Linked DNA regions of Homo sapiens: region 2 is linked to region 1. The links are chromatin loops, found by intact Hi-C in ENCODE. Cell type or tissue: CD4-positive, alpha-beta T cell. All regions are shown on one strand.

Evidence for each region. Peaks named below come from ENCODE experiments on the same cell type or tissue, not always from the same donor. Only the 100,000 strongest peaks of a DNase experiment are listed, where the experiment ranks them.
Region 2: it touches region 1 in a loop (2.1-fold over the local background); 1 of 110 quality-filtered maps calls a loop at or near these places.

What each region holds. Positions count from the first base shown.
Region 1 is chr19:41,996,318-42,001,317 of GRCh38, forward strand. GRIK5 (glutamate ionotropic receptor kainate type subunit 5) reads right to left here. Exons shown (of 20, transcript NM_002088.5): 20 at 2,007-2,982. The coding sequence ends at 2,554. Among named protein-coding and RNA genes, the nearest start is that of ATP1A3, 4.6 kb to the left of the region's middle. RefSeq lists a silencer at 934-993. In CD4-positive, alpha-beta T cell, no CTCF peak of the experiment used is centred here; DNase peaks (open chromatin) are centred at 974, 2,384 and 2,915; H3K27me3 peaks cover 3,620 bases.
Region 2 is chr19:41,722,369-41,727,368 of GRCh38, forward strand. CEACAM5 (CEA cell adhesion molecule 5) reads left to right here. Exons shown (of 10, transcript NM_004363.6): 9 at 4,866-4,984. The coding sequence ends at 4,948. Among named protein-coding and RNA genes, the nearest start is that of CEACAM5, 16 kb to the left of the region's middle. In CD4-positive, alpha-beta T cell, no CTCF peak of the experiment used is centred here; no DNase peak of the experiment used is centred here.

The sequences.
Region 1 (5,000 bases):
GGCATGGGCCTGGACCATGGAGAATGGGACTGGGGAGATGGGGAAGCCTGGGGAGGTGGGGGAGGCCTGGATTCCAGGAGATTCTAGGCTCTGTCTGCTCTTGCTCTCCAGCTGGGCCGGGGGAGGCCTTGAGCCCTTCCCATCCCACCTCAGACACAAGCTCACGTCCCCCCTCATGCACTCTCTCCTCAGGCACGAGCCTGATGAGACTGATGACTGTGCATCGTGCTCCTGGTGAGGCTCTGCAGAAGTAGGGGGGGCGGTGAGAAGGAAAGACCTGGGAAGGTCACAGGGATAAAGGGGAATAGGGGAGCTAGATGTGAGAGGCGGAAGGAGAGACACAGAGGGAGAAACAGGCAGCCCAGAACCAGAGAGAGGCGGATACAAACAGATTGAAAAAGACAGACAGAGATTGGCAGATGCAGAGATGAGAACACGGAGACAGAGCAACGGAAGAGTTCAGTGAAGGTGACAGAGACAGAGAGACGTAGACAGCCAGGCAGAGACAGGCTTGGTAAACCAGGGAGACTCAGAGATAAAGGCCAGGGGGAGACTGAGCAGAAACCTGGTAGGGGACCGGGGACTCAGAAATGGGGGAGACCCCAGAGGGAATTGGCCTCGAGGCATTGGGACAGAGAAGGGGGAGAAACCAGAAATGTCTGTAATCATGTTCTAGTCACCTCGACAAAGAGTCCGACCCAAGGGCAGAGACATTGATTGGAGTGTGTAAGAGACGTGGAGATAGAGATGCGAGACAACAGAGAGAGGCTGGTGCCTGCCCCCACACCTGTCCGAGGGGCACGCAACCAGGGTCTGAGACGCAGAAGGGGACGGGTGGCGACGGGGGGCGCTGTGTGCGGGGAGGGGTCTCCCAGGGTGTGGCCGGCCTGCCAGGACTGCGCTGGGCAGGCGGGCCCTGGAGGGAAGTCGGGCGCTCTGGGCTCAGGCTGGCCAACTGGGTGCTGAACGGACAGCTCCCAAGCCCCGGGCCGCCGCCCAGGAACGGGCGCAGCCTCGCTCTCTCTGGGACCTTTCCAGTCAGGCTTTCCTTTCCGTTCCAGTCCCCTCCAGGTTCCATTTAGTTTTTTATGGCTTCCTGTCTCTCACCCCAACTCCGGGTGTATCTTACCCTCCCGCTTCACCTCTGGTCTCAGCCCTCTATTCTTTCTCCAGTCTTCTCTCACCTCACCCAGCCTCTCTCCCTGTCTCGCCGGCTCTGTGTCCTCTAGCTCTCTCTCCCCATCCCCCTCCCGCCCACTCTGCCCCCTTCGTTGTCTCTCCCCATCTCTGTCTCTCGCCATCCCTCCATCTCTCCCTTTCTGCTCGGCCTCGTTTTGGCTCTTGCTGTGTGACCTTCACTCGTCCTTCCTCAGCTGCAGTTTCCACAGAAACCTCCGGCGGGGCAGGGAGGGCGGGGACAGAAGGCGGACCCACCTTTCTCCTGCGCCATCAGCCCTTCAGCCTCTCCCACCCCTGCCCGCCCACCCACCCCCCAGTCTACTGGGATTCCTCACTTCCTCTCTTGGGGGTTGGGGAGGTACATTTTCAACAGAAACACGGGATCACAGCCACAGACAGTTGAAGATGGCCTCGCAGATGCGTGCACACACGATCACAACGTCACTGAATCACCCCGGCCCAGGCACACACTCGCCACCCCAGGCACGGCCACACTCAACAGCTCACTGGCCCTCCCCTCCCCCAGCCCCATCTGTTTTCTGTCTTTCTGTGTCTCCGCTTCCGGTGTCTCCGCGTCTCCAGATCCCTGCATCTCTCCATCTGTCTCAGGGTCTCTGTCGCAGCCTCCCTCTGTCCTGAGAGAAGGTCAGTGGAGAGGGGCCAGCTGCTGGGACCCGGGCTGGCCTGCAGCCTGTAGGCAGGGCTGAGGGTGGAGAGAGCATGGAAGTAACCATCGAGGCTCACTCTGATTCTCAGCAGGTGCCCCGGGGACCCAAGCCTCCAAAGCCCTCACACCCCCAGGAAATGAGAGACGGTATCCCCAGTTCTGGGGTTTTGTTCTTTTTTTTATTCCAACAGGGGCTGCGATGTGGCAAGGGGAGGGATGGGGGCCCAACTGACCCCCTCCCTGGGGGAGGTCTCATAGAAATTCCGAGGTTTCTCCCCCCAAAAAAGAGAGGAAGAGAAGAGTGGAGGGGCACCAGGGGACACCCATCTGTCCAGAGGCCCTCCCCACCTCCAGAAGCGTGGGGGGCTGCGTCAAGTCTTGGGGAGCCTGAGCAGTCCCAGAATGGGGTCCTCTCCGCTGACTGCTTTCCGCTTCCCAGAGCCGCCCCCGAAGTCCCCAGCCCCTGGAGTCCTCGGTTCCTGCGCCCTTCTCGCCCGCGGCACCCTCTCGCGAGTCCACTGGGGGGCGCAGGCGGGCTCCAGAGCCAGGCCTCGGACTTCGCGGGGAACCAAAGGCAAAATCGCGGCGTCCGGGGCGCCGGCGCACAAGTCCTGTCCCGCGCCCGCTGCGGGAGCGGAGACTGCTGGGGCCTGGGGCGGGCCCCGTCCCTTCGGTCAGTCCGGGCGCCCGCACAGCCCCGCCCGTGGTCACTCGTGCTCCGCCAGCTCCCGGGGGCCGGCGGGGCCAGGCCGCGGCCGGGGCGGGCTGGTGGCTTCGGCGGGGACGCCCAGGCCACGCGGAGGCGCGCCGGCCCCCGAGGCCCGCAGCGCCTGGATGCGCCGGCACTCCTGGCAGACGCGCACGTGGGTGCAGGGGGTGGGGGCGGCGGGTCGGGCTCCGCTGGGGGGCCCCGGGTCGTCCAGGAGGCGCTGCGGGCCCCCGTGCGCGCTGCCCGCATCCCCGCCCGCGCCGGCCGAGTAGAGCTTGCCGTTGCTGAGGCGCATCTCGCGGACCGCGCGCAGTGACAGCAGGGCCCGGCTCGGGCCGCCCGGGCGTCGGCGCCGGCGGGAACGCGACGTCTTGCGGCAAGAAACGGCGTGGCGCAGCTCCTGCAGCATCTCCTGGCACACCGACACCTGGGGGTGGCGCGGGCGGTCACCGTCCCGGCGCAGTCCGCCTCCCGCCTCCCCCAGCCCCTCTCCACATCCCACTCCTCCTCCTCCTTTCCTCGCCCGGGTCTTTCTTCCTTCTGCCCTCGCTTCCCTTCCCACTTCTCTTCCCTTTATCTCCCCCGTGTTTTCTGCCTCCCCTCTCCACCTCTCCCCACTTATCTTCAATGTCTCCATTCTACTCTGCGTTTGTTCCTGAATCTGCCCTTCACCTTCCACCTAAGCTCCTCTCTTTCCTCTGGTCTTTTCACTGTCTCTAAATTTTCTCCAGTTCTTCCTTCCTGATTTCCCATCTTCTGCCCCTCATCCATGCGTTCATTATTGCAAGGCATATTTACCTGTGGCCTGCTGTGTGCCCGGCACTGTTCTGAGCACTGGGGATATGGCAGAGAAGGAAACAGACAGAAGTCCCAGCCCTCGTGGAGGTTATGCTCAAGTGTGCAGAGACAGAAGATAACAGACATGTATGTAGTGTGTTAGGCGTGGTGAGTGCTTTGGAAAGAAAGAAAATCGGGAAGAGGCCTAAGGTGTATGGGTAGGGAGTGACGATGAATTCTGAGACAGGACAGTCAAGGAAGACCTCACTGAGAGAAGGATCCTTAAATAAAGACAGGGTGAGCCACTGGAGACCTGGGAAGCCAGCCTGCTGGACAGATAACCGGGCAGGGCCGAAATGCCCAGGTGGGAGTGACTTGGCACGTCTGAGGCACTGCAAGCAGGTCAGCATGGCTGGAGGGGGGCGTGCACAGGGAAGACAGAAAAATGAGGTCAAAGGAGCAGTGGCGGCCAGCTCTGGTAAGGCCCATAAACCACTGGAAGGATTTTTGGCTTTCATTCTGAAAATCAGAATGAGAGTCAGACGGGAATCACTGGGGAGCTTTAGGTAGAGGAGTGCTGTGTTTTCATAGGATCACTCTGTGTTGAGAACAGATTGTAGGGAGGCCAAGGCAAGAGCAGGGAGCTCATGGAGGAAGCTATGACAATAACCCGGGCAGGAGATAGGGATGGCTGGACCAGAGCGACCTGAGAAAGGTCTGGATTCTGGATATATTCTGAAGGTGGAGCCAATAGGATCTGCTAAGAGATCAGATACGGGGCATGGAAGAGAGAGAATAGTGAAAGAAAGCTCCAATATTTTGGCCCGAGCAACTGGAAGGACCAAATTGCCTCACAGGTGGGCAGAAGCCCAATGTTGGACACATCGCATCACGTGCACACCTATCAGATATCCAAGTGGAGATACCAAGTGTGGAGCTGAAGTTGCAGACCTTGGCTTCAGGGGAGACACATATTTGTGGGTTAAGGCAGGCAGCCTTCAAGATCCCACCTCCCGCGTCCACGCCCCTGTGTAATCCCCTCTGACACTGTGTCAGAGCTGGTCTGTGTGACCAACAGAATAAGTTTCAGCCATTGCACATTCTGCTTCCGCCTTGCTCTCTCTGATCACTCGCCCTGGGGGATCTCAGCTGCCATGGTGTGAGGACACTCAAGCAGTCCTTGGAGAGGTCCTTGTCTGAGGAACTGAGGCCTCCTGCCAACTGCCATGTGAGTGTATTCATCATGTTTTTTATTTTCTGTGTCTTAGGATGTTTTGACACTTTAAACATCTTGCAGGCTGGGGAGAGACTACCCCTCCCAGAACTAGCCAAGCCTTAGAGATAGCAGAGGGCTCAGCTGCCTTTCATGTGCAAACCAACCAATCTATACCCCCAACCTCCCCCTTTACCTAACTCTCACATACCAAGCCAATATTCTTCCTGACCTAAATCAACCCGGGGCCAGGTACCAGATAAGTAGGGACAGCCCCTATAGCCCAGAGTCCACTGACATTATCCAAACTGGTGAATCGTAAGCTGTTTCCCCTTCTCCTGGGAAATGTTAAAGAATAAAAATCATTTTTCTTTCTGTTTCTTTTTGAGACAGTCTCACTCTGTCACCCAGGCTGGAGGGCAGTGGTGCAATCTCGGCTCACTGCAACCTCCACC
Region 2 (5,000 bases), 270 kb before region 1:
AAAAAAAAAAAAGGAAAAAATAAATCAAGTCTTTTTATACTCATGTCTAACCATCACATCACACTATCCATTTCCAGAACTTTTTCATCTTACCATACTAAACCTCTGTACCCAATAAACAGTAACTCCTTCTCTCCCCTAAACTCTGGTAATCTCCATTCTACTTTCTGTCTCTAGGTAATCAACTATTCTAACGATCTTACAAAAATGGAATTATATAATAGTTGTCCTTTTGTGTCTGCCCTATTTCACTTAGCATAATGTCTTCAAGGTTCATCCATTTTGCACCATGTATCACAATTTCTTCCTTGTTAAGGTTGAAGAACATTCCATTGTATGGATACACCTCATTTTTCTATCCACTTATCTTTCAATGGACTTTTCAGTTGTTTCCACCTTTTGGCTATTGTGAGTAATGCTGCTGTGAACATCAGTGTACAAATATCTGTTCAAATCACTGCCTTCAATTCTTTTTGGTGTATGTCCAGAAATGGAATTGGTAGATCAAATGTTAATTCTTTTTTTTGTTTGTTTGTTTGTTTGTTTGTTTGTTTTTTGAGATGGAGTCTCGCTCTGTCGACCAGGCTGGAGTGCACTGGCGCGATCTCGGCTCACTGCAAGCTCCGCCTCCCGTGTTCACGCCATTCTCCTGCCTCAGCCTCCCGAGTAGCTGGGACTACAGGTGCCCGCCAACAAGCTTGGCTAATTTTTTTTTTTTTATTTTTAGTAGAGACTGAGTTTCACAGTGTTAGCCAGGATGGTCTCGATCTCCTGACCTCGTGATCCGCCTGCCTTGGCCTCCCAAAGTGCTGGGATTACAGGCATGAGCCACCGTGTCCGGCCCCAAATGTTAATTATTTATTTAATTTTTTGAGGAACCACCATACCATTTTCCACAGTAGCTAATATTTCACATTTCTATCAGCAATGCACTAGAGTTCCAATTTTTCCACCTCCTTGAAAACACTTATTGTTTTGTGGCCATCCTGATGTGTGTGAGGTGGAGTATCATTGTGGCTTTGACTTGCATATCTCTAAGTGTTAGTGATGTTGAGCATATTTGCATGTGCTTGTTGGCCATTTGTATATCTTCCTAGGAGAAATCTCTACTTTAGTCCTTTGTCCATTTATTAATTGGGATTTTGGATTTTTGTGGTTGTTGATTTGTAAGAGTTCTTCATATATTCTGGAAATTAATCCCTTATCAGATATATGATTTGCAAATATATTTCCCATTTCATAGGTTGCCTTTTCACTTTCTCGATAATGTTCTTTAATATATAAAAGTTTTTAATTTTCGAGGCCCTGCACGGTGGTTCCTGTAATCCCAGCACTTTGGGAGGCCGAGGCAGGTAGATTACAAGGTCAGGAGATCAAGACCATCCTGGCTAACACAGTGAAACCCCGTCTCTACTAAAAATACAAAAAAAATTATCCAGGCGTGGTGGTGGGCGCCTGTAGTCCCAGCTACTCAAGAGGCTGAGGCAGGAGAATGGCATGAACCCAGGAGGCATAGCTTGCAGTGAGCTGAGATCGCACCACTGCACTCCAGCCAGGGTGACAGAGCGAGACTCTGTCAAAAAAAAAAAAAAAAAGTTTTTAATTTTCATGAAGTCCAGTTTATCAATTTTTTTCTTTTGTTGCCTATTTGTTGTTATAACCAAGACATGACTGTGAAATTAAATGTCATTAAGCTTTTTTCCCTATGTTTTCTTCTCAGAGTTTTATACTTTTCACTCTTACATTTAGGTCTTTGATCCATTTTAGGTTAATTTGCATATATGGTATCAGGCAAAGATTCAACTTGTTCTTGTGCATGGATATTCAGCTTTCCCTATATCATTTGTTGAAAAGACTGTCCTTTCCCCATTAAATGGTCTTGGCACCGTTATCAAAAATCATTTGGCCATATATGCAAGCATTTCTTTCTGGGCTCTATATTCTATTGCTTTGGTTTCAATATCTTCCTTTATGCCAATACCACACTGTATTGATTACTGTGGCTTTATAGCAAATGCTGAAATCAGGAAGTGTGAGTCCTCCAGCTTCATTCTTTATTTTCCAGGTTGTTTGGCTATTTAGAGTCCTGAGATTCCATATGAATTTCAGGATATGTTTTTCTATTTCTGCAAAAAATGTCACTGGGACTCTGGTACAAATTGCGTTGAACCTGCAGCTCACTTTGAGTGGTATTGTCCTCCTAGCAATATTGAGACTTCCCATCCATGAAAAAAAAATGTCTTTCCATCTATTGATGTTGTCTTTAATTTCCTTCAGCAGTGTTTTATAGTTTTCAGGGTACAATCCTTTCACCTCCTTGGTTAAGCTTATTTCTAACTATTTTATACTATTTTATGTTAATGTGAATTGGAAATTTTTTCTTAATTTCCTTTTAGATTGTTCATTGTTAGTGTGTAGAAGTACAACTGATGTTTGCGTGTTGATTTTGTATCCTGCAACATCACTGAATTTATTTATTAACTCTAACAAGTTTTTTAATCTTCAGGGTTTTCTACAGAGAAGTCCAAGTTATCTGAAAACACAGATCATTTTACTTCTTTCCAATTTGGATGTCTTTTTTTTTCTTGCCTAATTTCTCTGGCTAGGACTTCTAATACTGTGTCGAATAGACGTGGCAAAAGCAGGCATTCTTGTCTTGTTCCTGGTCTTACAGGGAAAGCTTTCAGTCTTTCTCCATTGAGTATCATGTTAGCATTGGGCTTTTCACACATTGCCTTTATTATGCTGAGGTGGTTTCCTTCCATTCATAATTAGAGTGTTTTTGTTGTGAAAGAATGGTGAATTTTGTCAAATGCTTTTATTGGTTCTATCTAATTATAGGCCTATTAAATTTTTTTGTGTTTCCAGGAATTTGTCCATTTCATCTAGGTTATTCAACAGTTTGTTGGCATACAATTATTCATAGCATTCTTGTAGTCCTTAATATTTCTGTAGAATTTGTAGCATTGGTAGCAATATCTCCATTTTCTTTTTTTTTTTCTTTTTTTTTTTTAAGAGACAGGGTCTCACTCTGTAGCCCAGCACAAGCTAGAGTGCAGTGGTGCCATCATAGCTTACTGCAGCCTCAACCTCCAAGGCTCAAGTGATCTTCTGCCCCAGCCTCTTGAGAAGCTGGGACTACAGACATGTGACACCAAGCCTGGATAGTTTTTTAAAGAAATTTTGTAGACACTGTGTCTGCCTATGTTGCCCAGGCTGGTCTTGACCTCCTGACCTCAAGTAATCCTCTTGCTTGAGTCTCCCAATGTGCTGGGATTAAATGTGTGAGCCGCTATACCTCCATTTTCATTTCTGATTTTAGTAATTTGAATCTTCTCTCTTTTTTCTTAGTCAATCTAATAAATGATTGTCAATTTTGTTGATCTTTTTTGAAGAACCAACTTTTGGTTTCATTGATTCCTTCTATTGTTTTTCAATTTTCCATTTTATTTATTTAAACTCTAATCCTTATTATTTCCTTCATGTACTATCTGTGGTTTGAGGTGGTTCTTTTTCTGTATCCTGAAGTTGTAAAGTTAGGTTGTTGATTTGAGATCTCTCTTTATATTTAATGTATTTACCATTAAATTTCTCACACAAGATTCTTAACTTCTCTGAGCCTTCAATTCTTCAACTGAAAATTGTAATAATTCTCATCACCAGGAAATGGAGGAAAAATGAAAATTGCAATAAGAATGACTGTTTAACAGTATTGTTTTAAAGATTTAATGTAATATTCGATTAAGCTTTCAGCAAAATGCTACACACAGAGGGAAACTTCATAAATATTAGCTGCTATTATCACTACTGTTATTATTAGCTTGAAGTTAGGCAGTTCTAGAGCCAAATCCTAGATCCACTTCTCACTAATTATATGACTTTGGATAAGTTTTTTCACCACTCCAAGTCTCTGTCATTTCATCTGTAAGATGGAAATCATGCCTACCCAACAGGGTTATTGTATGGATCAAATGAGATGCCAGAAAAGCATTTACAGTAGCTAACATAGCATTAATCATCAGCCTGAGTTGACTAGTGAGAGCCAAGCCCCAAATGAAAACCCACTAGGACATGGTTACTGGCTAAAAATGGGGGAGAGAAAAAAAAGTTAAGTGCAAAGAATCAAGCCTGGTATGTTAGTTTTCATCCACTGAGATTCAGCCAAGATGGAATTAGAGGTGCAAGATAATTTACCGGGGGGAACCACCATGAGGAAAAGTGGAGTAGAAGTGGGAGGAGCCTGAGAGAGCCCTCAGACCACGATGCAGATCTGATTCCTGAGAAGGAGAAAGAGGAGAGAGTTTTAGATAGTGATGCAGTTCTCAGAGTTTCCACAAGGCTGGTGGGGCGTCCTCAAGCCCCTCACCCATGAGAGAGAAGCAGAGTCCCCCAGAACTGGGCTTTTCATTCCCCTGGTGGGAGCCCATGAGAAGCGAGTTCTCTGTGCAACGGACTTAGTAAATACAGAATGCACTAGCCTGGGCCTTCTGCCAATCAAGTCCCTGCCACAGAGACCCAACAGACTTATTTATGCCTACCACAACTGAGACACTGAGAAAAAGATGCAACCATGAAAAGATAGAAAGTTCTAATGACACGCAAAAATAGCAATCAGACTTTCTCAAATTTCAAAGCCTTCAGAAATAGCTGAGTGCAGACAGGCCAGGGTGGAATTGACAGAAGACTGATCACCAACTAGCAACACAGTGAGAGAGAAAAAATTGCAACTTTCCCACAAAACTAATGCATTCCTTGAAGCAACAAGTAGAGACTGCTTCATGCTGAGAGCTGGAACCTGGGGCACCCCACTGTAAAATAACATCACATTCATTCCTTCTCTTTTCTTTCCATGACGGACGATTCAGCATCTGGAACTTCTCCTGGTCTCTCAGCTGGGGCCACTGTCGGCATCATGATTGGAGTGCTGGTTGGGGTTGCTCTGATATAGCAGCCCTGGTGTAGTTTCTTCATTTCAGGAAGACTGGTAGGTATAATGGCCT